Linked DNA regions of Homo sapiens: all the other regions are linked to region 3. A link is a contact called in ENCODE Hi-C or POLR2A ChIA-PET data. All regions are on one chromosome and are shown on one strand. The core of a region is the stretch at or near the end of the contact, and the rest is flanking DNA. Distances in the headings are between cores, read along the strand shown.

Region 1 (2,836 bases), core at 325-2,824, 5.1 Mb before region 3:
GAGACTGGACTCCCCTACCCCCAGCAAAGGCTTCTTTGGTCCTACCTGCACGTGCAGCCTGGGCCAGGGCCCGCAGCAGCATAGGCGTGGTCAGGCAGCGCATCTGGTGGCATAAAAAGGGATGGAGGGTGGGGTGTGCCCAAGAACCATCCTCTTCTGAGACTGGCACCGCAAGGATCCCAAGTCTCCACTGACATGTGTCACTTTGCCCTCTACTCGCACCCCATTGCTGTCAGAGGCACAGATGGCTTTCCTGTTCCCAGCGCCTCCCAGCTTTCCATCTGATTCAGCTTGGCTGAGCTACAATTCAGTTTCTGTGGACCCCAAGTTCTGCCTCACCTAAGAAACCTTTTAAATCCATCCTTCCTTTCTCCCTCCCAGAGATCCTGTTTCCCACCTTTCTGCTCCTCCCTTCATCCTCCCCAAATCTAACCAAAAACAACATTACCAGCCCCCGCCAGCATGCACTGAGAGCGAACTTTGTTAGCTCTCCTCCCCCAGGAACCGTGCCCAGGGGTGGAAAGCGCTGCCATCCTATCCTTACAAGGACTCCACGAGGGAGGCACAAATAAGGCGCTGGGACTCAGTTTGTTGAGTGACTCGCTAGGGCTGGGTGTGGTGGCTCACGCCTGTAATCCCAGCACTTTGGGAGGCTGAGGCAGGTGGATCACCTGAGGTCAGGAGTTTGAGACCAGCCTGGCTAACATGGTGGAACCCCGTCCCTACCAAAAAATACAGAAATTAGCCAGGTGTGGTGGTGGGCACTTATAATCCCAGCTACTCGGGAGGTTGAGGTAGGAGAATCGCTTGAACCCAGGAGGCAGAAGTTGCAGTGAGCCCAGACTGCACCACTGCCCTCCAACCTGGGCGACAGAGTGAGACCTTGTCTCAAAAAAAAGATAAAAAAGTGACTTGTCGGAAGTCACACGATAAGGAGGTGGGCCGAGGATCGGAACCCAGCCCTGCCCTGCTGGAAACTCTTCAAGGCCTGAACAGTCCTCGGTACCACATTCCTTTCCCCAGCTTCAAGGCCCTCCTGGAACTGTCCCCCAGCCTGCCGCGTGACCTTGGGCAGATGATGTGACCTGACCTCCGTCTTCTCACCTATGAAGTGGGTTGGGGGCGGTTGGTCTTGGGAATTAGGGGAGCCCGTACATGCCAAGGGCACCCCAGAGCCCGGCACTTAGCCGGCGCTCATAAGAGCTCATCCCACGACCTGTGAACCCCCTAACAGGCCCACTCCTTTGGATCACTGACTGCAGTTCCAGGGACCCAACCCAGCACCTTCCCCACCTTCCCAGTGATCTCCGACCCTAACTAGGCCGGTGGCGCAGAGCGGGCGGCGCATGCGCCCTGAGAGCCGGCTCCCCGCTGCACCTGAAGGACACGGAGGCCGCGGATCCTGAGTGAGCCGAGGGGAAGCCCAGGCGCAGAGCTGGCGGCGCCAACGGGGACACCACACTCGCCCCCGACGCCACGCTGCCCAAGCCCGACTTTCACGGCCAAAACGTGAACACCCACCTTGAAGCGCCGCCGCTACTTGCCTTGCCAAGCAGGCCAGTCAATCGGGAGGCGGAGGCTACACTGTAGGACGCTGCCATTGGGCCAGCGGGTTCCCCCTTTTCTGTATTGATGCTTCATGGTGTGGTCTGATTGGCCAGCAAGGCTGCTGAAAGAGGCGGGATTCAGAAATATCTTTCTTTTGATTGGCTAGGAGAGACCGGCGCTTGAAGTTTGTAGGGGGCCGCCATGTTGGTTTGGGGAGGCCAATAAGTGAAGACCTCCGAGCCGCTGGAGGCGGGACATCCGGGGCGTGGTTTAGAAAGAGTGCTTTCGCCGTGGGTGCAGAGGGTGGGCCCGCCGGGTTGGGTGGGGGGCGTGTGATGACGGTAATGGCGACGAGATGCTCAACTCACGCGGCCTCTTTTAATCCTCACAGCAGCTCTGCGTGGAGAAACTACAGTAACGTGTTACCACGTTAAGGCGGGAAGCTGAGGCATGGGAGTATTTAGTAACGTTCCCGGGCCGTAGAGCTGCGGTGTGCGGCCGCCTGATCCACCTGATCTGTATGACTCCCGTACTCAACCAGCCTATGTTTCCTACCAGCGAATTTTTTTTTTTTTTTTTTTTTTTTTCTTTTTTTGAGACAATCTGGCTCTGTGGCTCAGGCTGGAATGCAGTGGTGCGATCTCGGCTCACTGCAGCCTCGACCTCCCAGGCTCGGGTGATCCTCACTTCTCAGCCTCCCGAGCAGCTGGAACCACAGTCGCCTGCCACCACCAGGCTCGGCTAATTTTTGTATTTTTTGTAGAGACGGGGTCTCGCCATGTTGCCCAGGCTGGTCTGGAACTCCTGGACTCAGGCGATCCTCCTGCCTCGGCCTGCCAAAGTGCTGGGATTACAGGCGTGAGCCACCACGCCGGGCCTTTCCCCGGGAATGCTGTGGTAGAGGGACCCGCAGAGGCCCCGAGGCTGCCTGCATGTGTGTGTTGGGAGGATCTGCGCTGAGGGTAGGTAGGAGTTGGGCAGGCCAGGACAGGAAGGAGGCAGAGGGCATGTCCCATGCCCGTGCAGAGGGAGGACACGCATGGTAGACCAGGACGAGGACAAGGGCAGGCTCAGTGTGTGCAAAGGGGACAGTGGTTTGGGATTTGCATGCAGATGCCCGAGCCTCCAAAGGACCTGTGGGCCACAGGGAGACCCTGGGGGAGTTCAAGCTGAGGAGTGGAGAGGGCTTTGGGCTGGTCAGCAGGTGCTCAGAGGAGAGGGGCTGGCCCTAGAGAGAAGGGAGGTCTTGGGATGGTGGCCCACACCTGACCCTGGCCCTTCATCAGGT
Region 2 (6,527 bases), core at 3,162-5,661, 6.0 Mb before region 3:
CCTCCAGAGTAGCTGGGATTATAGGCACCTGCCACCACGCCCAGCTAATTATTGTATTTTTTGTAGAGATGGGGTTTCACCACGTTGGTCAGGCTGGTCTCCAACTCCTGACCTCAGGTGATCCACCCGCCTCAGCCCCGAAGTGCTAGGTTTACAGGCGTGAGCCTCTGCACCCAGCTGGTCCTCTTTTAAGTGAGGAAACTGAGGCACAGATGGGCAGCAAAGCGTCCAGGAGCAGTGGGATAGAACGTGTTCTGGGCTGGGTGCAGTGGCTCATGTTTGTAATCCCAGCACTTTGAAAGGCTGAGGCGGGCAGATCACTTGAGGTCAGGAGTTTGAGATCAGCCTGGCCAACCTGGTGAAACCCTGTCTCTAGTAAAAATACAAAAATCAGCCGTGGTGGCACGTGCCTGTAATCCCAGCTACTCGGGAGGCAGAGGCAGGAGAATCGCTTGAACCTGGGAGGCAGACGTTGCAGTGAGCCGAGATCACGCCATTGCACTCCAGACTGGGTGACGAAGAGAGACTCTATCTCAAACAAACAACAACAAAAGAATGTGTTCTGATCCCGTGTTCAGAGCAGACGTGTTCCATTAAGAAAACAGTGCACTTGTTGCTCTGAGTCCTTTCCGTGCACGTCCTCTTGCTGCGTGCAGGTGCTTTCGTCTGCATCACCCTGTTCTGTCCTCATGAAACCCTGGTGATGCAGGCTCAGCAAAGTGGAACTGACCATATTTACTCAACACCTAGAGGCCCAAGGTGCAAGGTCAGAGGGACTACAGGCTTCGGAGAGGAGAGGGAAGCACACCACACTGAGATTTCAACACTGTTTCCTATGGGGATACCAGAGCTGAGTTCCAAAAAAGTCGTACACACTTCTGGATCAGAATCTGCTGGGAGCTGCCAGCAAGAAATGAGGCTGGCGAGATCGAGTGGGGACTCAGCTGTGCTCTTGGCAGGCAACAGGGTTTACCATTTTCTGTAACAATTGTTCATCTATTTTAGGTGGGACAATGATAGTATGGTCATATTTTTTAGTTAAGAATATTTATCTTTTAGAGGTTTGTACTCGAGAATTTGAGGGCTGGGCGCAGTGGCTCACACCCGTAATCCCAGCACTTTGGGAGGCTGAGGCAGATGGATCACCAGAGATCAGGAGTTGGAGACTAGCCTGGCCCAACATGGTGAAACCCTGTCTCTACTAAAAATACAAAAATTACCGAGCATGGTGATGCACGTCTGTAATCTCAGCTACTCGGGAGGCTGAGGTATGAGAATCGCTTGAGCCCTGGAGGCAGAGGTTGCAGTGAGGTGAGATTGCGCCACTGCACTCCAACCTGGGGGACAGAGCAAGACTCCATGTCAAAAAAAAAAAAAGGAATTTGTGGACATAACGGTAGGATTTCTGAATTTGCTTTAAAATAAACAGTAGGACTGGGCAGGAGTGGGTAGGAACACAGGCATACACCTTGGCCCTAGCTCCATAATGGTTGATGTTGAGTTTTGGTTGTATAGGCCTTTATTATACTATTCTGGTTAATTTTTTTCAAAGGTTTGGATTTTTCAAAATATTAGCCAGGCATGGCGGGACTTGCCTGTGGTCCCAGCTACTCAGGAAGCTGGGGTAGGAGGATTGCTTGAGCCTAGGATGTCAACACTGCAGTGAGCTGTCATTTTGCTACTGCCCTGCAGCATGGGCAACAGAGAGAGATCCTGTTTCAAAAATGAATGAATGAATGAACGAATGAATAAAAAGGTTTGGATTTTTCCATAAAAAAGTATTTTTTGAGTAAAAAGAGAAATCTTAGCGGTAAATAAAAACATTACCTGCATTAAAAAGAAAATTTTTCTTGTAGCTATGGTAGGCAATTGCTACAGTATTCAAACTGGGGCAGAATCTGTAAAAAACAAGGCTTGAGAAAGATTACTCTAGTTTCAGAGGCAGACATGGAGACGTTTTTGGCCCCAGGGAACTGAGGCTCAGGCCCGGAGCTCCCCGGGAGGCCTCGTTCTCTGCTTCTTTATTAATAGACTCAGCTACGCAGCCGCGGGAGCCGCAGACCCGGGCAGGAGAGCTGCAGCGTGGTCGGCGGGAGGGGAATAAGGCCTCCCCAGTGCGGCTGCAGTTGCAGGCCGGCGCGGGCTCGTTGCAGCTGCCGAGAGCCCGGCCACCATGGCACAGGTGAGCGTGGCGCCTCGGCGTCCCCACAGACTGGGTCCCTGTCCCTGCCCCGCCCGGCCTGCAGGTGGCACCTAGGCGGCGCGCAGGGAAGGGCGCACGGTCAAGGCCGAAGAGCCCTGGGAACAGACAGGGCGCGGGGCCAATCCCAGCTGGGCGCGCACCGGGGCGCTGAGCGAGGGAGGAAATGACCTTGGAGCGGGGACCTGTCGGTGGCTGAGGTTCCAGGGAAAGGAGGGAAGGGCATTTGCGGTGAGAATGACAGTCCAGCTTCCGTAGTGCAAACCGCGAAGGCCCACGTGCAAGGAGAGCCTCACGCGCGAGAGCCGCCCGGGCTCGTGGGGTGCAGCCGCGCGTCAGGAACGTGTGCCCTGGCCCAGCCCACTGGCCTCTTGGGGCGGTGAAATCTGCGGGGGTCGAGTGCCTGGGCTCACTGGTGGTCCAGACAAGCGCAAGCAGGGGGACAAACCCCCAACTTCTAACCTCAAAGAAATGCAAATTAAAAGGAGAGATGAGAGATTCTTCCCTCCCCCACCCCTCCTTTTAGGATTGGCAAAGATTAAAATAATCCATAATCGGAGACAGGGCCCCGCTTGCACGCGCGGGTGGCAGTGGAAGTTGGTAAACTTTTCGGCATGGTAGCTTGGCCTGTGTCACCAAAATGTCGCACGTGCCTGGTTGCTTCCCCTCCAGGGATCTATCCTACAGGATAATCAGGAGCTCCAGGAGGTACATCGACGGCCAACGCAGCTTTTATTTATACCTGCAATGGTGGGGTGGGGGGCGGGGAGGAGGCCCTAATTGTCCAATGGGGGCCGCGTAAATGGATCACAGCATAGTCAAAGGAAATCTTATGCAGCCTTGGGAAGGCCGGTGGTCATCTCCGTCCCCCAGCAGAGACCTGTCTACGACGTAAGCCAAGTGAAAACAAAACAGCCTTACAGACAGCTTGCATCCTAGCCTTCCTTTAAAACAGCGAGCCCGGGAACCGCAGGGAGAGTTAACTGCAGCGGTGGTGGGGGGCGGGATCAAAGGAGAACTTTCATTTTCTCTTCTAAATTCTTCTGCGGTAACAACTAAATGATACAGAAAGAAGGATGGTTGCAAACATGGATTTTTTCATAACTAGAAGAAGTGGTCGAACTTAAAAAGAGCAGGGTTCATAAAAGAGGTTTAAAAGAGTCTTTGTTCATAACATCGGTGCATTTATGGAGCACCTGCTGTATGCAGAGCCGCCAGCTCGCGCCTGGAAGCATTGCGGGCAAAGATAGGGGAGGGGTGGCTCCCGGTCAGGAAGACCCCCTTGGCCCTCCTGTTACGCTTGGGGCCCCTCTCCCTCCCCCTCAACCCCCTGGGTCCCCTGCAGCTGCGCTCGCCCTAGACTCCTGGGACCGGTGGATGTTCAGTTCCCGCTCCCGGCCCCTCTCCCGAGCTCCAGCACAAGGGTCTCTCGGTCGCTCTGCCCTGGCCTCCAGCTACTCCTCTCCCAGCACCTATTATGTTCTTGACGCTGGAAGAATTATTTTAGTAAATCTCACCAAAGCCCCCCAAGTGAGGCATTTTTATCCTAGCTAGATGAGGAGGAGCCACGCTGCCTCTGGATCGCGATGACTGCCACTCGTGGTATAAGGTCTGATTTGGGGCATGGGCTGTGGAATCAGATCTGGACCCAATGTCCGATCTATCACTTCCCCGCGCTTTTTTTTTTAGAGACGGGGTCTCGCTACGTTGCCCAGGCTGGCCTCGAACTCCTGGCTTCAAGCGACTTCCCGCCTCCCGAGTAGCTGGGATTACAGGCGCGCCCCACCACTCCCTGTGGATCGGTTGCTTCTCAGCTCGGTGATGTGGGGTAACTTATTTCCTGGCCCGCGACCCTTGTCTGCATGAAAGAGTCAGGGGTGAATACCATCAGGGGGTGCCTGGAGCATTACACGGGGCAATGCCGATAGATAAGTCGCGAGGATCAGCCAGGCACGGAGCTAAGCGATTTTATGCGCACGGCCTCCACGAGATGGCTCGTTTTACGGATGAGGAAACTGAGGCTCGGAGGGTGAGGAATCTCGTCCTAGACCCCATTCCGGCAGAGGTCGAGGACGCGAGCACCCGCTCGAGCCTCAGTTTCCCTCCCCTCCTAGCCCCGCGGACGCCCCGCCCCGCCGAGGCCCCGGGCCCGCCCTCCGCGCGCCGGGAGTCACCCGCCTGCAGGCGCCGCAGCCGGACCCGCCTCAGCCAATCCGCTGCTGCCGGCGTCGGGTGCGCTCGGCCTCGCCCGCGGCCCTCCTTCCCCGGCTCCCGCTCGCCGCTCGTTCACTCCACCGCCGCCGCCGCCGCCGCCGCTGCCGCTGCCGCTGCCGCACCTCCGTAGCTGACTCGGTGAGGCCCGGTCGCCCGCGGTGGGGAGGGTGGCGGGGCGGCCCTGCGGGCTGCGGGGGCCGGGGACGGGCGGGGCGCGGGGCTGCCGGGAACCGGACCGGGTGGGGGACGCCGCCGGAACCGGGGCGCCGAGAGGAACCCCGGTATTCCCCCCGGACGGCGGGGTTGTGGAGATCCTGAACCCAGAAAGAGGCCGGGGCTCCCCATGTTCCCCAGGGGATTGGGTCTGAGGGTCCACCGGGGGTCGGTCCATCCGCAGGCGGGTCCCGTGCGGCCGCGGGAGGGATGCTCGGCCCTCCGGACTTGGCTGGACGCCTCCGGCCCGGGGCCAGCGGGGCCACCGGCTCCCTTGTCTCCCACTCCTTAATCCGCCCTGGACTGGATTGAGTCTGAGGGTCTGCCCAGGGGTCGGTCAGCCTGCGGGTGGCCGCGGGAGGGATGCTGGACGCTCTGGATGCTTTCCAGGATGCCTTCGCCCGGGGCCAGTAGGGCCTCCGGCTCCTGTCCCTGCCCATCCCACCCTGGCTCTGGAGAGGATTGGGTCTGGGGGTCCGCCCGTGGGTTGGTCACCTACGGGCAGGTGCAGTGCGGCTGAGGGAGGGGTGCTCGGCCCTCGGGATTCGGCAGGGCGCCGCTGACCCCATCCCAGCGTCCGTCTCCCCGGTCCCCCTCCCCATGCCCGCCCTCGCGGTGCAGCCGTCGGGACACGCCCTTGGCGCAGGGACTCCAGGCGCGGTCCGAGCGCTGCCGTGAGCAGGATGAGGGTGCCGGGCCCAGTGCCTGCTTGGGAGCGCCCCGCAGCCTCTCCCGTGCAGCGCTGGGTCAAGGGCGGGTGGGCGCGGAGCATGTGCCCAAGGTCGTGCCGGGCTGGGAGCGGCGGGGCCGCGGGAGGGTGGGGGTGTCACGTGGCCGTGCCCTGGCGAACTTGGCCTGCGAGCCCGACGGTGCGGTCAGGGCCACGCGGGGCAGCCCCTTCTCGGAGCCACCGCCGCGGCCAGCCAACAGCCGGCTTCTTTCGGTTTGTCAGGAGAGGCCATGGGTCAGCGTCTTTATAATGTAAATCCGCCCTTGGCTTTCGTTAAAGCCGCAGAACTCAAAGATGAGGGCCGATCTTACTTTAAAAAAAGAAAACAACTCAGAGAGTTAAAAATCCCAACTACCTACCAGGTTAAATACATAACAAAGTTAATATTCCCAACTCGGCACAGGCTTTCGGTTCCTCTCGGCTCCGTGTGTTATAAAATATTTAAGGGCAGATTTTAGTAGGAAGCTGGTAACTTTGTAAGTTACCGAATAAAATGAAAATCGGTTTTACCTTTTGCAACGTTGTATTTTGTTACACCATTTTCTTCCACAGGTGTCCGGTTTCTGGTCATTCCAGATATGCAAGCATGTTTATTTCATTCTAAGCCACAAACCAAGTGAATAAAAAATGGCTGAGCACTGGTCTTCTATTTATGCCAGGAAGCACCCCCACCCCCGGGCCTTTCCAAATTCTTTAAGGCGACTCTGACCGAGTGAACGTAGCAATAAATTGAGGACATAAGTGTCGCTGAGAATGCACACCGCTGAGGCCAGCGAACATCCAGCTGTCAGTTGGTCTGGGGACTATCAGCATTCGCAGCTGGTTCTTTGGATTGGTTTTGCCTCAATACCAAGAGCCTGTGGACTGCTTTTCGCATGTAAATTACTGGTTTCCTTCCTGTGAAGCATTGCTAGCCTAGACCTTGCACTTGAACCCTATCTTAACAGTTGGAATCAAACAATAAAAAGGGCCAGGTTTGGGAGTGCACACACTTTGTTTCAAAGTGGCAGAAGTTGGCATCATGCACAGGCCAAAATAACGTTTCGAGTTGGTACTAAAAACAAGCCGCCTACCCTGGAGGGGAAGAGAATTAAACTGGGTCCCTTCCGATACTGCTGCGGCTGCTGCGTTTGGCCCCGGCCCCGGACCAGTGGTCACCGAGCGGTCAAG
Region 3 (6,620 bases), core at 2,413-4,912:
AGCTTTGTCCCTAATGTGGAAAGGGAACTCACCTTCAGATTCTCTATGTCCCGAACCTGGAACCCATCCACGCCAGCTTGCAGCCAAAACTCCAGAGCATCCTATAGGGGGCAGAAGAATAAAGGACAGACATCAGTTCTCAGGAAAAGGCTCAGAAAATTCCAGCCCACACTAAACCTCACCCACCACACACTTCCCCGGGAGCTGGGGAGAGTCCTGTGCCTTGCCTGGGTCTTCCCCACCTGCACTACAAAGGCTTAGCCTTTGGACCCCTCCAGCTCTACCCTTCCACTCATTTTCTTAGTGCTACAGCATTTTACTTCTCATTCTTGCCTCTGGCAAATCACACAGCTTCAACTTTGAAAGCCACAGAAAAGGCCCCAGAGAAAAGGTATGTCCATAAACATAACTTCGTTTAACACTTAGCATTGGAATGTTAGCATACCTATTTTAGAGATGAAGAAACAGACCCAGAGAAGCAGGGAGACGCGTCCACAGTCATAATCAGTGAGCAGCAGACAGGATCTAAAATGTCAGTCAAGATCCCCCCTCTCCCAGTTTCCTGAGGCCTGGGGAAGGTGTGAGTACAATAACTGCTCAGAGCAAGGCCAAGGATGAAAGATTGAAATTCAAAGCATAGCCCCAGGGCAGTTTAGATTTGAAAAGAGGCCAGTGCTGCTGAATGGAATCCTGGCAGTCCTGCACACACTGTGGAACTTCACCCCCATTCTCCTTTTCTTCCCTTTCTCTGGGCCATGTACTCTCTCCTCTGGTCTCCATTTCCATCTGAGGGTACCGCCCCTCATGCCAAACCATCCAAAAACATTCCCTCATCAGCAACTTTTAAAGGGTCCCCTAGTAACTGGCAAGGCCTAAACTGGATGATCCCGGGGTCCTACCCAAATGCTGGGAGTCCAGAATTCTATCTTAGAATCACAGCTACCAGCAGTGTCAGTATCTGCTTCCATTTTTGTTCTACCCATTCTGAACAGGTCAGTGTCCTAGGACCCAGACATCAGGAGCTAGGTGACATTCAAAGCCCTACTCCTAGCCTGCTGGGTACACATTTGAACCTATGGCAAATTATATACCTTGTATGGTTATACAGAGAATTAGAAAACATCTATAAAATACTTGGCATAGAGTCCCAGACACATAGGAGTACCCCAGTGCTTATAATTTCAGACTGGGCTCTATTCCAAACACATCAAACAAGAACTGGGAAACCAGTCAGGACAGGATTCTCACAGAGAAAGGGCTTCCTCTCCCAAAAGAAAGAAAAATCAAACTTCCAGACTGACTTCTGAGAAGGTCCCTTCCTGGCACTGTCTCATCCTCAGAGTCAAGGAAATAAGAAAAATAAGAGGTCAGAAAAGGAACAAGAAAAACAGGTGTGCTATTGGCCTATCCTTTGGCTATAGGAGGAGGCATTCCTCCTTGGTCCTAAGGAGCAAAGGGACCCTCAGCTGGAGTCAGGCTGGGTCTACAGGGCTTGCTGTGAAAGGACTGTCCCAGCCCCAGCATCTGACTTCCACCAGCCATCAGCTCCAACACTCACCTTCACCTTGGTGGCCACAGTGTCAACCTGAGTGGAGAACCACGAGTTCTCACCCCGGTAGTTGGGAGTAAGGTCCAGAATGACACGGATGCCTAAAACAACGGAGGAAGACGCAATCATGAGACAGTCTATGAGTTAAGGGAAAATAAGGAAATCACAAATGCAAGTCACTGAGTGTTTCCTATGTATTACTTGGTACAAAAGCTTGAATTTGAACCCGGGCAAAATTCATTCCATTGAAACAGATGTGAGCAAGGAAGGGCCTTAAGATATGGGAAGGCAGGCCAGGCGAGTTCAAAACCAGACCGGTCAACATGTTGAAAATTGTCTCTACTAAAAATAAAAAAATTATCTGGGTGTGGTGGCACACGGCTGTAGTACCAGCTACTCAGGAGGCTGAGGCACGAGAATCGCTTGAACCCTGGGGGAGGAGGCTGCAGTAAGCTGAGATCGTTCCACTGCACTGCAGCCTGGGTGACAAGAGTGAGACTCCATCTCAAAAAAAAAAAAAGATATTGGAAGGCAGAAAGTTTATAGTGCAGAGAAGTGGCCCCTGTGTTCCCCACTCCCAAAGTGAACCTTTTTAAACATGTGTCTATATCGAGTCGTAAAACAATATTTGGGATTCCCCCCCCCCAAAAAAACCTACTGTTTTACAAGTTTAAAACCACTGGTTTAGTAAATATCTATATTTTGCAAATAAGGGCACTGAAGCCCAGAAGTTAAATGACCTGCTCAAGATTCCACAGCCAAGTAGAAAGCCCCCAGACGACTGGACAAATCCATTTTAGGCTGAAGACTAACAAATCTCCCCTCTACCTGCCCTAGGAAAACTCAGAGCCAGTTAGCAGGAAACCAGACAAAAGTTCTAGCCTACTTTTCCTCTGGCCAAGTCCTTTCTAGCTGTTTCCTTGGGAACCCCAGGATACCCACTCTTTTTTTTAGCCGATTGCAAGAGACTGTCAAAATCTTCCTTGGAGCCAAAATTGGGGTCGATCTGCAGCAAGTCAGTCTGAGCGACATCATCCTTCTGGTTCTTGTGAATTGGACCCAGCACAAGGCCCTTCACCTTCAGAGAGCTCAGGTAATCGAGACGCCCCTTCAGACCTGAAATGGGGGCTGGGTTAACAAGTGAGGCCCCTCTGAGAGGCCCCTGACCTCCCCACCCTCCCTTCTCCCAGCGCCTAAGGGTGGGACGGGGAGGGGGCAAAGGGGGAGAGAGGGAGGCAAGGCTGAATCACGAGACTCAGAGGAGCTGATGTAAGGAGTCCTGCACATTACTTCAGAAACCGGTTGCAACTGGCTTCTGGCGCCGCGGGGAAGGAGGACGCTGAGTCACCCACCCTCGTGACGGAGTGAGGGGCGGGTCGGCTTTCTTCAAAGAAAGGAGGGAAGGACAATGTGCCGGGGAGGGGGTGGGGGAAGGGGGAACAGTCGTCGGTACGGGATGGAGGGAAGAACCATCTAGATCCGTCTGGGGACAGGGGAGGGGGTCGGTGCAAGCCACCAGATTCAACCGGAGGTACCCGGGACGGGGGCGCGCTGCACTCACCCGCCAGGTTGCCCGCGCCGTGGCCCTGGAAGGCCTGAAGGTCGCCGATGCGGTAGAGGGCGCCCGTGTGCCACCACTTCTGCGCCGGTAGCTCGCGACAACGCGGCGCTCGCACGATTATGACCACGGCACCAGCAAGCATGCCGAGCCAGCCGAGCCAGAAGAGCAGCAGCAGTGCCCAGCGGGTGCGTACCCAGCCGGGGCTGCCTGCCACCTTCAGCAGCTCCTCCTTGGACAGGCCCGTGAACTTAGCCGCGGCTGCCGCCTCCGCCTCGTCTTCCGCCACCTTGATCTTCACCAGACCATTCTTCTCGGCTCCCGCCAGGGACATGGCCGCCCCAGACGCCGCGTTCATCGGCTGCTTCTCGGGCTCTAACTCATTCAGCTCCACCTCCTTCATATCCACCTCGGTGTCCTGGCTCATGGTGCCTGCAGAACCGGCGACACGACGCAGCTTGCGGTCAGATGGTGGCTCAACCCCTACCTGGACCCTCGGACCCAGAACGCTCTCCCCGGCCTCTGTGCCTCCGCGCAGTTTCGGCTACTGCATCTGCTCAGCAGCAGGCGCGGCCTCTGGGAAGGGGCAGCGGAGCCCCGCCCCGGCCCGCCCCTTAAGGTGGAACCTCGGGGACTGCCCCAGCCGTGGGCGGCTCAGGGTAGTAAAGTCAGGAACACGCCTCCGACAGTACTTCCTGCATGGTCCAATTTCTCATCTCCAACCTGTCTAACCCTAAAGTTCTTTTCAACCTGATTCTGGGAAGGCCTGGCACGGAGCCACCTTTAAGTGGACTAGGCCTGTGATCCTGCCCCAAATCCCGAGGCCCCTCCAGTGTCCTTTAGGCCTTACCGCCCCCAAACGCCCCTCTTCTTCCATTCCGGCAGGCTAGTGACTACCCCAACACCATCCTCCATTTGCCCCTGGTTCACGGCTCCGGCCGCCGTCTGGTTTTCCCAACTTTGCATGGCTACTTGCACTCTCAGAGGCAGCCAGTCACAACTTCTGCCTTTTCCCCCACCAAGGCTTGCCCTCTCAGGCCTCTGGGACTTGGCGCTAGACCTCTGCTAGACCTCTGCTTCCGTGCACGGCTTACTCCCACTCGTTTTTCAAGACTCATCTTGAATTCATTTCAAGAAATTCCTCATGCAGCAACTATTTATTGTGTACTCACTACAATACTTTGCTTTGTTAACTTTATTGAATTTAACACTAATCCAGCCTTCTTCACAGTACTTTAAAATGAATGGTTTGGGCAGGAAGGTTGAGGTAGACACCCCCCTTCTTATCCTACCCCACCCCCAGCTGCTAGCACCTGGATGTTTGGCAGCTAGGAATCAGACATCCAGAAGAGACTGATAGGGCTGTAATGAACATAACAGAGCTAGGTCTCAGAGGCATCCACCTTTTTTGTGGAATAGACCAGAAGATGCCATGGCCAGACTCTTACCCACCTTGCAGGAACTCCCACAGTTATCCCCAAACTCCCCCAAGGTCCTGTCTCCCTATCACTTCACTATGTTAGGCCTTGGAGGCAGCTGGTACTGCAGAGGCTTTGAAGAAGCCTAGAATTCCCTCCACAGGGTCCTTGGATTGAAGTGGGGCAGAGACAGGGTTCACAGCAGGGAACTACCGGACATCAACACCGTGGGGTGCCAACACTCTCAGGAACTCCTTGTTCCTAAACAGTGCCAGTTGGGCTACTTTCAGAGAGGAGCTGGAGGAAATCGGTTCTTTCTCCCTTTCCCACCTAGGCTGGAAGCCAAGATTGCTGTGTATTTGGAAGAAAGCAAAAGCCAAGATCTGAAGTAATAGCATAGAGAAAAGGGTCACCCTCTGCTAGTCCCCTCTGCAACCCCAGGCATCCAACCCCATCCCCACCCTAGGAACAAGGGGTGCACGGGGCAGCCCCTGGGAGAAGGCAAGCAAGTGGGTTCAGACCAGTGCTCAAAGATAATAAGAGATCCAAGGTGCCCTGCATGTGCCAGATAAGAAGTGCCAACCAGAGGTTCTGAATGGACTATATCTCGAGCACAAAAGCTCAAGGCTGGGCGCAGTGTGACTCATGCCTGTCACCTAGCCCTTTAGGAGGCCAAGGAGGGAGGATTCCTTGAGGCCAGGAGTTTAAGACCAGACGGGGCAACATAGTGAGACTCCATTTCTAAATAAATAAAAAAATAAATTTTAAAATTATCTGGGCCTGGCTGGGTGTGGTGGCTCACACCTGTAATCCCACCTACTAATCCCTGTAATCCCACTTCTCATGCTGTGGCATGAGAATCGCTTGAACCCAGGAGGTAGAGGTTGCAGTGAGCCAAGAATGGGCCACTGCACTCCAGTCTGGGTGATAGAGCAAGACTCTGCCTCAAAAAAACTAACAGGCCAGGTGTGGTGGCTGACACCTGTAATCCCAGCACTTTGGGAGGCTGAGGGTGGCGGATAACTTGAGGTCAGGAGTTCGTGACCAGCCTGGCCAACATGGTGAAACCCCATCTCTACTAAAAATACAAAAATTAACTGGACATAGTAGCACACGCCTGTAGTCCCAGACTTGGAGGGGTGAGGCATGAGAATCGCTTGAACCCGAGAGGCAGAGGTTGCAGTGAGCCAAGATTGCGCGGCTGCACTCCAGCCTGGGTGACAGAGTGAGACTCTGTCTCAAAAAAGAAAAAAAAAGGCCAGGCGTGGTGTCTCACACCTGTAATACCAGCACTTTGGGAGGCCGAGGCAGGTGGATCAAGAGGTCAGGAGACCGAGACCATCCTGGCTAACACAGTGAAACCCCGTCTCTACTAAAAATGCAAAAAAAAAAAAAAAAAATCAGCCAGGCGTGGTGGCGGGTGCCTGTAGTCCCAGCTACTTAGGAGGCTGAGGCAGGAGAATGACGTGAACCTGGGAGGCGGAGCTTGCAGTGAGCCAAAATCGCGCCACTGCACTCCAGCCTGGGATACAGAGCAAGACTCCGTCTCAAAAAAAAAAAAAATTATCATCTGTAATTGGTGATGTGCCCCTGGAGTCCCATGAGATGCCAACACTCAAGGGAAGCAAAAGCAGGAGGATCACTTGAGTCCAGGAGTTTGTGAGGCTGCAGTGAGCCATGGTGGCACCACTGCATACCAGCCTAGGAGACAGAGCGAGACCCTGTCTCTAAAAATAAGTAAGAACAAGGTTGAGAACTGTGGGGTCAGAAGCTGTCTTTGAGATGGTCCAACATGACACAGTATCTCACTCACAGATCCTCATGGCTCCAAATGGCTGAAGTCAATTCCTTTTGTTTTTTGTTTTTTTTTTTTTGAGACAGGGTCTCACACTGTCACCCAGCATGGAGTGCAGTGGCGCGATCTCAGCTCACTGCAACCTGTGCCTCTCAGGTTCAAGCGATTCTTCTTCCTGAGCCTCCCCAGTAGTTGAGATTATAGGAGGCGTGCACCGCCACACCCGGCTAATTTTGTATTTTTAGGAGAGACAGGGTTTCACCATGTTGGCCAGGCTGGTCTTGAACTCCTAACTTCAGG
Region 4 (7,372 bases), core at 3,508-6,007, 5.3 Mb before region 3:
AAGGCAGGCGGATCACCTGAGATCAGGAGTTCGAGACTGGCCTAGCTAACATGGCAAAACTCCATCTCTACTAAAAATACAAACGTTAGCCGGGCGCGGTGGCACACGCCTGTAATCCCAGCTACTCAGGAGGCTGAGGCAGGAGAACTGCTTGAACCTGGGAGGTGGAGGTGGCAGTGAGCCGACAGTGCACCACTGTACTCCAGCCTGGGCGACAAGAGTGAAACTCCGTCTCAAAAAAAAAAAAAAAAAAAAAAAGAAAAAAAAAGAAAGAAAGAAAAAAAAAAAGAAAACTATGTCCTGGACCTGGACCTGAGTGGTGGAACGGTACCTGTTTGAAGAGGTGGAAGGGTGTGTGAGGAGAGGGTTTTGCTTTCGTGTGTCCCCCAGGTTAGCCGTGTTATATTTGAAATGCCTATTAAGCATCGAAGTAGTGTTGTCTGAAGTTCAGAGAAGTCCAGGCTGGAGAGAGAATTTGAGCATCTGAAGCACATAAACAATTGTAAAGCTATAGAGGAACTTACTAAGACAGGTCCAAGGAATGGACATTTTCACAGGTAAAGGAATGGTGGGCTGACAGGCTACATCATTTGTCCCAAATCCCATGGCTGGTAAACTGCAGAGCTAGGATTCAAACCCAGGTCAGACTCGTGCCAACCTCTGTTGGCAGCTGCTGTACAGTCTTGCTGCTGTTGACCAGGGGTCTCGTGTGTGTCACTTGACCTTTCAGTGGCTGTTTCTTTTTCTTTTTTCTTTTTTTTGAGACAGAGTCTCAAAAAACAGGCTGGAGTGTACTGGCATGATCTCGGCTCACTGCAACTTCTACCTTCCGGGTTCAAGCCATTCTCCTGCCTCAGCCTCCTGAGTAGCTGGGATTACAGGCATGCGCCACCACGTCCAGTTATTTTTGTATTTTTAGTAGAGACGGGGTTTCACCATGTTGGCCAGATTGTTCTCAAACTCCTGAGCTCAGGTGATATGCCCACCTTGGCCTCCCAAAGCGCTGGGATTACAGGCGTGAGCCACCACGCCCGGCTTCAGTGGCTGTTTCTTCTTCTATTCAAGGACAGTGGCAGTGGAGGGGCAGGTGGAAAGCAAGAATGGTGCCGGGGGTAGTGGTGCTCAGGAATGTGACCAGGAAACCCGCCAGCCGCCCAGAGGGGCCACTGGGAAAGCCGGGTACGCCCCACTCTCCCTCCGGTTTCAGACACCTGCTCCCATCAGAGGAGTCCTAGCTTCCGGGCGGGGTGGGGACTGGGGCAGACGCATGTGCGGAGCACGAAAGCCAACATATCGCTTTACAATGAAAAGCAACCTGCCTCCAGCCTGGAATTCTGGGGTCAACGTGACCTGTGGGCCATCCCAGTAAGCACAGGATCAAAGCAAGTGAATCCCTGCCATCCTGTCACTGAGTGAACCTGGCACTCGAGGAAAGGGAGCGAGAGAGCATAGCAGGGTGGGTGGCACTAGGCTGGAGTGCCCCTGGACACACCAGAGCCAGACCTGCTAGAGAGACCAAAATAGACTCCATGGCCTCAGTCAGTGCCCTGGCAAGCGTGCCACTCCTAGGCCAGCTCCGGGCTAGGCTGGCACTCCTGGCCAGCCTCACGGTGCTTCCGGGGCCAGCCGGGCCCCTTCCGCTGACTCGGTCTTTCTTTAGAGCTGTTAATCCCTTTTGGTCCGGCCAGGCTGGGGAGGCCCCCCAGCCTCTGTGGCTCAGCTCTTCCACTTTGGGGTGCCTAGAGCTCTCCCAGTGTAAATGCCAAAGGCTCCTGACACACAGGACTGGGCAGGTGCCTGGCTGCCTACTTCCTGCTCTCCCTCCCCTGCCAGCTGGCAGGAGGAGCCTCCAACTGGCCTCTCCTGTGGGAGTCTCCCTAGGAAGGGCTCTCCTGGGCTGTGCTCTCAGCCCAGCCTAGCCCTGGCTTCCCTGAGTGGGGACCCCCAAAGGCCTCAAGCCCCCTGCATGGCTCCACCAAGGTCCTGAACCCCAATTCAGCTCTGCCAGGAGCCCTGGCCCACCCTGGGCCTCTCAGCTGAGGCTGGAAGAGCAGCTGGCAACGTAGGGGGATTGAGGGAGGAATGCACACAGAACTGGGGGCCTGGGAGCAGGCTGGGCTTGGGTTTGCTCATCTGTATCCCTGCCAGGCTGTGGGCCCAGCCTTGCAAGGAAATGTCCAGAACACTTGACTTGGCATCAGGCAGTGAACACATGGAAGTGTCTGCATCTTGGAAGTATGGGGGCTTCACAGGACTCAGGATTTGGCGTTCACCCTGAAGGGCACATGGAGAGCACCTCTATGCTGGGGTGGGCTCTGGAAAGCTGGGAGTGGGCAGGACATCGGCTTTGGGGGCTCTGGAGGGCTGCTCAGGCATAGCTGGACTTGGGACCTGAGACCAAGGTCGACTTAGAGGCAGATGGTATTCCCCTAGTGAGCTCGCCTCCCATAGGCATTCGGTGGTGGTGGGTGGCAAAGGCAGGCTCAGTGTTTCTGGGGTGCAAGTTGAGTATTTGGAGCCAGGCACTACGAAAATCTTGGAAAGTTTCTGATAAACCAGAAACCAAGAACACCAAAGCAATCATTTGTTAGTTGCGTCTGCAAAGACGAACGTGGCAGAGTGGATTCTGCTGCCACAGATGACGCTGCTTTTAGTGAAAGGGCAGACAGGAGAAGTGCTTGGGCTGTGCCCACCGCCCACACCCGAATCGGCCTCCAAAAGGAGGAAGCTGCTGATAGGGCAGGTGAAGGCAGTGGGAGGAGCTCTGTTTTGAAGATGAGACCCGCTTCTGCCTCCGTCAGCCATGTGCCCTCAGCGAGTCACCGTGCCTCAGTTTCCCTCTGTGGAAGGCGGTAATGAGCATCATGTCTACCAGCCAAAGTCAAGGTCGAGAATGAGGGCAAACGAGGGAGGCGCTGTGCGTCAGTGTTACTTGGACTTAGTCCAGTTCTTGTGTTGGGTGGTCGTCCACAGCCTCGATTCATCATCCTTTGTGGAGGATGATGGCCCTGGAGCCGCAGGGGAAAACTAAGGCAGGCTGCGGCTCTTCCTGGCATCTGACTGAGCTGCCTGCCCTGCCCGCCTCCTCTCTGTGGCAAGGGCAGCCTCTCTCCCCTCCCAGGGCTTTGACACTGGCTGGTCCCACTACCCGCCCATATCCTAGGCACCCCCTTTCCCCAACACGCTCCAATTCACACTCCAGGTCTGCGCTTCCTTGGGCACCTGCCGGCACCAAGTTCCAGGCATGTGCACGCCTATGCCAACCTCAACTTCTTGGAGGTCCTCCGCACCCGCTTCCTGATTTATTCTGCATTTTTCACCCGAATGCTGAAAGAGGGCTCTGGCTCAAGCCCTGACTAGTTGTCATAGAGGTCACGGAACTCCCTGTGCCTCAGTTTCCCTAGGTGTAAAGTGGCACCCACATGGCCCCCACCTCCGGGGGTCGTCCTGACGCGTGAGAGGGAGGATGCGCGGAGACCCTGGGCAGCCCCGCAGGGGCCGGGAGCGCGCTCATCGTTCTGTTGTCTGGACTACAAGATCGATGCCCAGGCAAGCTTCGCAGCTCCCCGGCTCGCAGGCGGCCCGGTCCCTCAGGATCTCCCCGCCAGCCCGGGATCCCCGAGGAGGGATCGCACGGCCAGCGCGCAGGGCACACCCGGAGTGGAGCGGAGCACGGCGCGGGGCACATAGTGGGTGCTGGGGGCGGCGGGGCCCGCGGGGGGCCAGGCCAAGGCGCGCCCGCTCTCCTCCTCCCTCGCATGCTCCGCGCAGGAACGCTCAGCCTGCCCACACGGTCTTAGGGTGCATCTGCTGCCAGTGACCCCCATTCCCACAACAAAAACGCTCGTCTGCCCGGGGCCACCTCCCTCGGAGCAACTGGGACGCGCGGCGGGAGGGGGGGGGGTCCCCTTCCCCAGGGCTGCAGTCCGAGAGGCTGGCTCTAGAGCCGTCCCTGGTAGGGGCAGGTGTGCAAAGACCCAGGGCCCGGGACAGCTGCCGCGGTCCCGCGGGGACCGGGACCGGAATGCGGTCGCGTAAGGGCCGCAGGGGACCCTAACGTGGCGCCCGCGGGGCGCGGGCGACGCCGCCTCAGCCGCGATTTAAAGGGCAGCGAGGGCGGAGGGATCCCAGCCGCCTACCGGCCGGCCGCGAATCCCTCCGCCACGAGGGGAGGCGACGGCTCGCTCTGAATCGCCCTTTGTCCCTCCGCCGTCGGGAGCGCCCGGCACAGAACTCGCTCCCCGCGCGTGCCCGCGTCCCGCACAGAGCCCCGTGGAAGCGCCGCGGCGGCTGGGCCTGGCGGGAGGCGCGCGCACACTGTGGCAGCTGCGCCGCACGGTGTCCCTCCGCCGTCGAGGCCGCGGCCTTCTTTTCGTATCCTTCCACCGTGCCCGGGCGGGGTCCAGGCGGCTCACCGGGGGCGGCGACGCGGCGGCGGTGCGGGCGGCAGGGCAGCGGGGCGATGAGGTGAGGACGCCCGGGAACCGGAGGCGGCACCGCGCGGCGCACGGACCTGGGACGCGGAGTCCTGAAGCCGGCGGACGGTTTTCGTACGGGCGGCCGTGCGCGAGGCGAGGTGAGGCCCCGGGTGGCGGGGCGCGGGGGCGGGCGCCGGGGGCGCAGCGAGCCGAGGCCGGGGGCGCGGGGGGCGCGACGGCGGCGGCGGCGGCCGGTTGGGGGCGGGGGGCTCGGACGCTGCGGGGACTCATTTTTCCCGTCAGCGGAGGGAGCGAGCGGTGCTGCGGCCCGCGCCGCCATCTTGGATTTTACTCTCCATTTTTCTCTGGAATTATTTTTGGTGATTAATTTTCTGGGGGGGACTGGGACGCGGGGCCCGGCGGCGCGGCCCCGCATCGCAGCGGCCGGGCAGCGGGGCCTGGGACGCGCCCCGAGGAGGAGCGGGGCGGCGCAGGCGGTGAGTCGGGGGAGGGGCGGGCGCCGGCGAGGGTGTGCGGGGGGCGGCCTCGGTGACGGGGCGGGCAGGGACGTGGGGGACCGCGGGCCCAGGCCGGTCGCAGGGCTCCGGGGCCAGGGCGGGTGGGGCCGGGGCCGGGCGCAAGCGGCCGGGCGCGGGGGGCGGGGCTGCGGCCGGGCCGGTGCGGGGCCGGCGCGGGGCCTGCAGTGGTGGCCGCGGCCGGAAGGGAGCGGTAGCGGCCGCCGGGCAGCGTCGGGGCCGGGCCCGCGGCCGCACGAGGGGAGCAGCCCCGCCGCTCGCGATTGGGGGACTCTGTTTTCCCTTTTCTCCAATGGGCAGCCGTGAACCGTCTCGCCCAATCTGCTCCCACTGCCGCGCTGAACTTTTTGTTTTTGTTTTGGCCCGAGCGCATTTCGGAGCCCTCCCGAGCTCGTCCTGCAGCCCACCCTCCTCCCCGACGGCGCCCCTGGCCGTGGCCCGGCGACCCCGCGGCCGCTGCGTCCCCTTTGTGCTTTATCCGCTCTCCCTGCGTCCCCTGGTGTGTGTCTGTCCTTCCACGTATTCGCGGATGATGTGCACCGTTGTCACCTCCGCCTTGGAAGGAGGAACAATGACAACTCGATGCAACTTGCTGGATTAAGATAGAAACAAGTTGGGTGCTGAGAAATTCAGTCTATTTGGGTTTATTGGACCCGGGTCTGGAACAGTAACTTAACGATTTATTAAGTGGTGGAACTTTCGGAATACTGGGGAGGTGAACATGTGTTCTTTGAAGTTAATTTTTAAGAATTTGCCAAATGAAATTTACCTGGAGTGGGGGGAGTTTTCCTTAGAATAGAGGGCAGGTGAATTAATTTGATTGATTGTGGTTCTTTGTGATGTGGACCTTTTTCGATTTAAACCAGTTTGATATAAAGTGTAGTTGAGGATGGCCATACAGGTCTGAACTTTGCTGTGTAGGATCTTTAGAGGAAGCAGTTGCCAGCTATAACTTTTTTCCTTTAGTCTTTAATATTGAGAACACGCCTATAATATTGATAATTAGTAGTAAAAAGAAGTATTTTCAAAAGAGGAGGAAACCATTTTTACCTGAAATAATTACAGATAATGTGTGCATGTTGAAATACATAAATTGCCGCTTGCTGTAAATACAGATTTATTGTGTATCTGAAGGTTTAGCAATTTGAACCAGAGGTGTGGCCCTGTCCCTCTTGGAGCGCCTTATATTCCCAGGTTAGAGTCCACAAACGCTCTAATCCCGGCTTGTGTGGGAACTCCAGCCCATTTTTCACTTTGTAATCTCTAAACATTCGACATTCTGGTCCCTCTCCCAAGCTCTGGCTCCAATAGCTTCCCATACCTGGTCCCTGTCGGCCGTGCCCTGCCCGGCATTCCTCCACCCCTTTTCTCCACCCCGTACACTCTTGTCCTTCAGAAAGGCCCCGTGAGAATGTTGCTTCCTGGTGAAACCTTCACACACACAGCCGTTGGGGTGGTTACTCGTGAGTTTTTGAGTCTCTTGTTATCTCGTCCGCCCACGGGCAGGTACAGAGTAGGTGCTCATAGACCCTTAATGAATGGGTTAATTTATTAATCTCCAAGTTGTCAAGCTTAATAGTTTGTATTAGTTTTTCAAAATAAATCCACTTTAATGTTGTTTACAAACATAATTATATTTTAAAAACTGAGCTGGAGAGTGAAGGGAATATGGTAGATATTTCTTCAATAAGAGAGTAGGGTAGGGCTTGATTCTTTATCCATGATCATTTCCAAGTGCTCTCGCGCCTTTATTTTCATCTGCTTTCCCAAACACCCTGAACTGCTCATGCAGTGAACTTTTTATTCTCGCAGCAAATGCCAGGGGACAGTAGTGGGGAAGGTGGAGGTGGATGGAGGGTAGCGGACTCTGACAGGGAGAGACGCGTGTGAAGGAAGTGTCCCGGTGTCTGCGTGTCTTTCAGCAGAGAATTTAGTGGGTGGGGGATGTTGGTGATTTTTCTCTTGGGTTATTTAAAAAGGAGGTTGAATCTGATTTTCCTTTACCTGATTATCAGTTTGTGGGTTTATAGGGCCTGGGTTCGTGGCCAGGTTGTGTGATAAAGAGATTTGTGTGTGTGGCATCTAAGCAGCTCCCTGTCCACAGGAATGCCCTTCCCATGGCTTACAGAGCAAATCCTTTCAGATAAATCGCCGTGGTCCCATTATTTCGTGTTTCTGTGTACCATGTATGAGCTTTACATTGGCAAATCTCTCCATTGGCAAAATCCTTCTCCGTGGTCAGGAGTTCCCCGACTATGTCAGCCTTAGAACGCTCTGATGGTTAAGAATCTTCCTCACACTTTTGACGATAGGGACCATGTGTCCTCCCTCCGCTCCATCACCCTGTTAGCTACAATACTGCATGTTAAGTAAATGCAGGGGGTGATCCATTATGTGTCTGGATGGGGTTGATTTGGG

Evidence for each region. A loop is a pair of places that touch in the nucleus more often than their neighbours do. ChIA-PET counts read pairs that join two places held with the same protein, here RNA polymerase II (POLR2A). Pooled maps may share reads with other maps.
Region 1: a pooled map shows a loop between it and region 3 (6-fold over the local background). The contact joins the promoter of NDUFS8 here to the promoter of SLC3A2 in region 3. A Hi-C loop is called at or near these places in 5 of 50 pooled maps. POLR2A ChIA-PET finds 5 or more read pairs at or near these places in 2 of 52 experiments (activated CD8-positive, alpha-beta memory T cell and activated naive CD8-positive, alpha-beta T cell).
Region 2: a map of CD4-positive, alpha-beta memory T cell shows a loop between it and region 3 (24-fold over the local background). The contact joins the promoter of CPT1A here to the promoter of SLC3A2 in region 3. A Hi-C loop is called at or near these places in 1 of 168 maps with a recorded cell type or tissue (CD4-positive, alpha-beta memory T cell) and 4 of 50 pooled maps.
Region 4: a pooled map shows a loop between it and region 3 (2.6-fold over the local background). The contact joins the promoter of KMT5B here to the promoter of SLC3A2 in region 3. A Hi-C loop is called at or near these places in 2 of 50 pooled maps. POLR2A ChIA-PET finds 5 or more read pairs at or near these places in 2 of 52 experiments (OCI-LY7 and WTC11).

The regions. Positions count from the first base shown.
Region 1 is chr11:68,029,419-68,032,254 of GRCh38, reverse strand. NDUFS8 (NADH:ubiquinone oxidoreductase core subunit S8) reads right to left here and starts at 1,574. Exons shown (of 7, transcript NM_002496.4): 1 at 1,522-1,574; 2 at 46-103. The coding sequence starts at 103. It overlaps GLTC1 (glycolysis associated regulator of LDHA post-transcriptional modification 1), which reads left to right and starts at 1,821. Exons shown (of 4, transcript NR_197583.1): 1 at 1,821-1,962; 2 at 2,835-2,836. RefSeq lists enhancers at 1,368-1,547, 1,539-1,833.
Region 2 is chr11:68,839,800-68,846,326 of GRCh38, reverse strand. It overlaps CPT1A (carnitine palmitoyltransferase 1A), which reads left to right and starts at 4,411. Exons shown (of 19, transcript NM_001876.4): 1 at 4,411-4,552. RefSeq lists enhancers at 2,380-2,589, 2,630-2,769, 3,492-4,017, 6,226-6,385 and silencers at 4,163-4,522, 4,543-4,592, 4,803-4,882, 5,143-5,242, 5,293-5,572.
Region 3 is chr11:62,877,938-62,884,557 of GRCh38, reverse strand. SLC3A2 (solute carrier family 3 member 2) reads right to left here and starts at 3,662. Exons shown (of 9, transcript NM_001013251.3): 1 at 3,111-3,662; 2 at 2,492-2,665; 3 at 1,559-1,650; 4 at 33-101. The coding sequence starts at 3,534. RefSeq lists enhancers at 2,671-2,950, 2,187-3,386, 3,371-3,640, 3,030-3,921, 4,291-4,340.
Region 4 is chr11:68,210,681-68,218,052 of GRCh38, reverse strand. KMT5B (lysine methyltransferase 5B) reads left to right here and starts at 4,757. Exons shown (of 11, transcript NM_017635.5): 1 at 4,757-4,915. RefSeq lists silencers at 2,297-2,591, 3,776-3,915, 4,026-4,465, 5,051-5,520 and an enhancer at 3,377-4,079.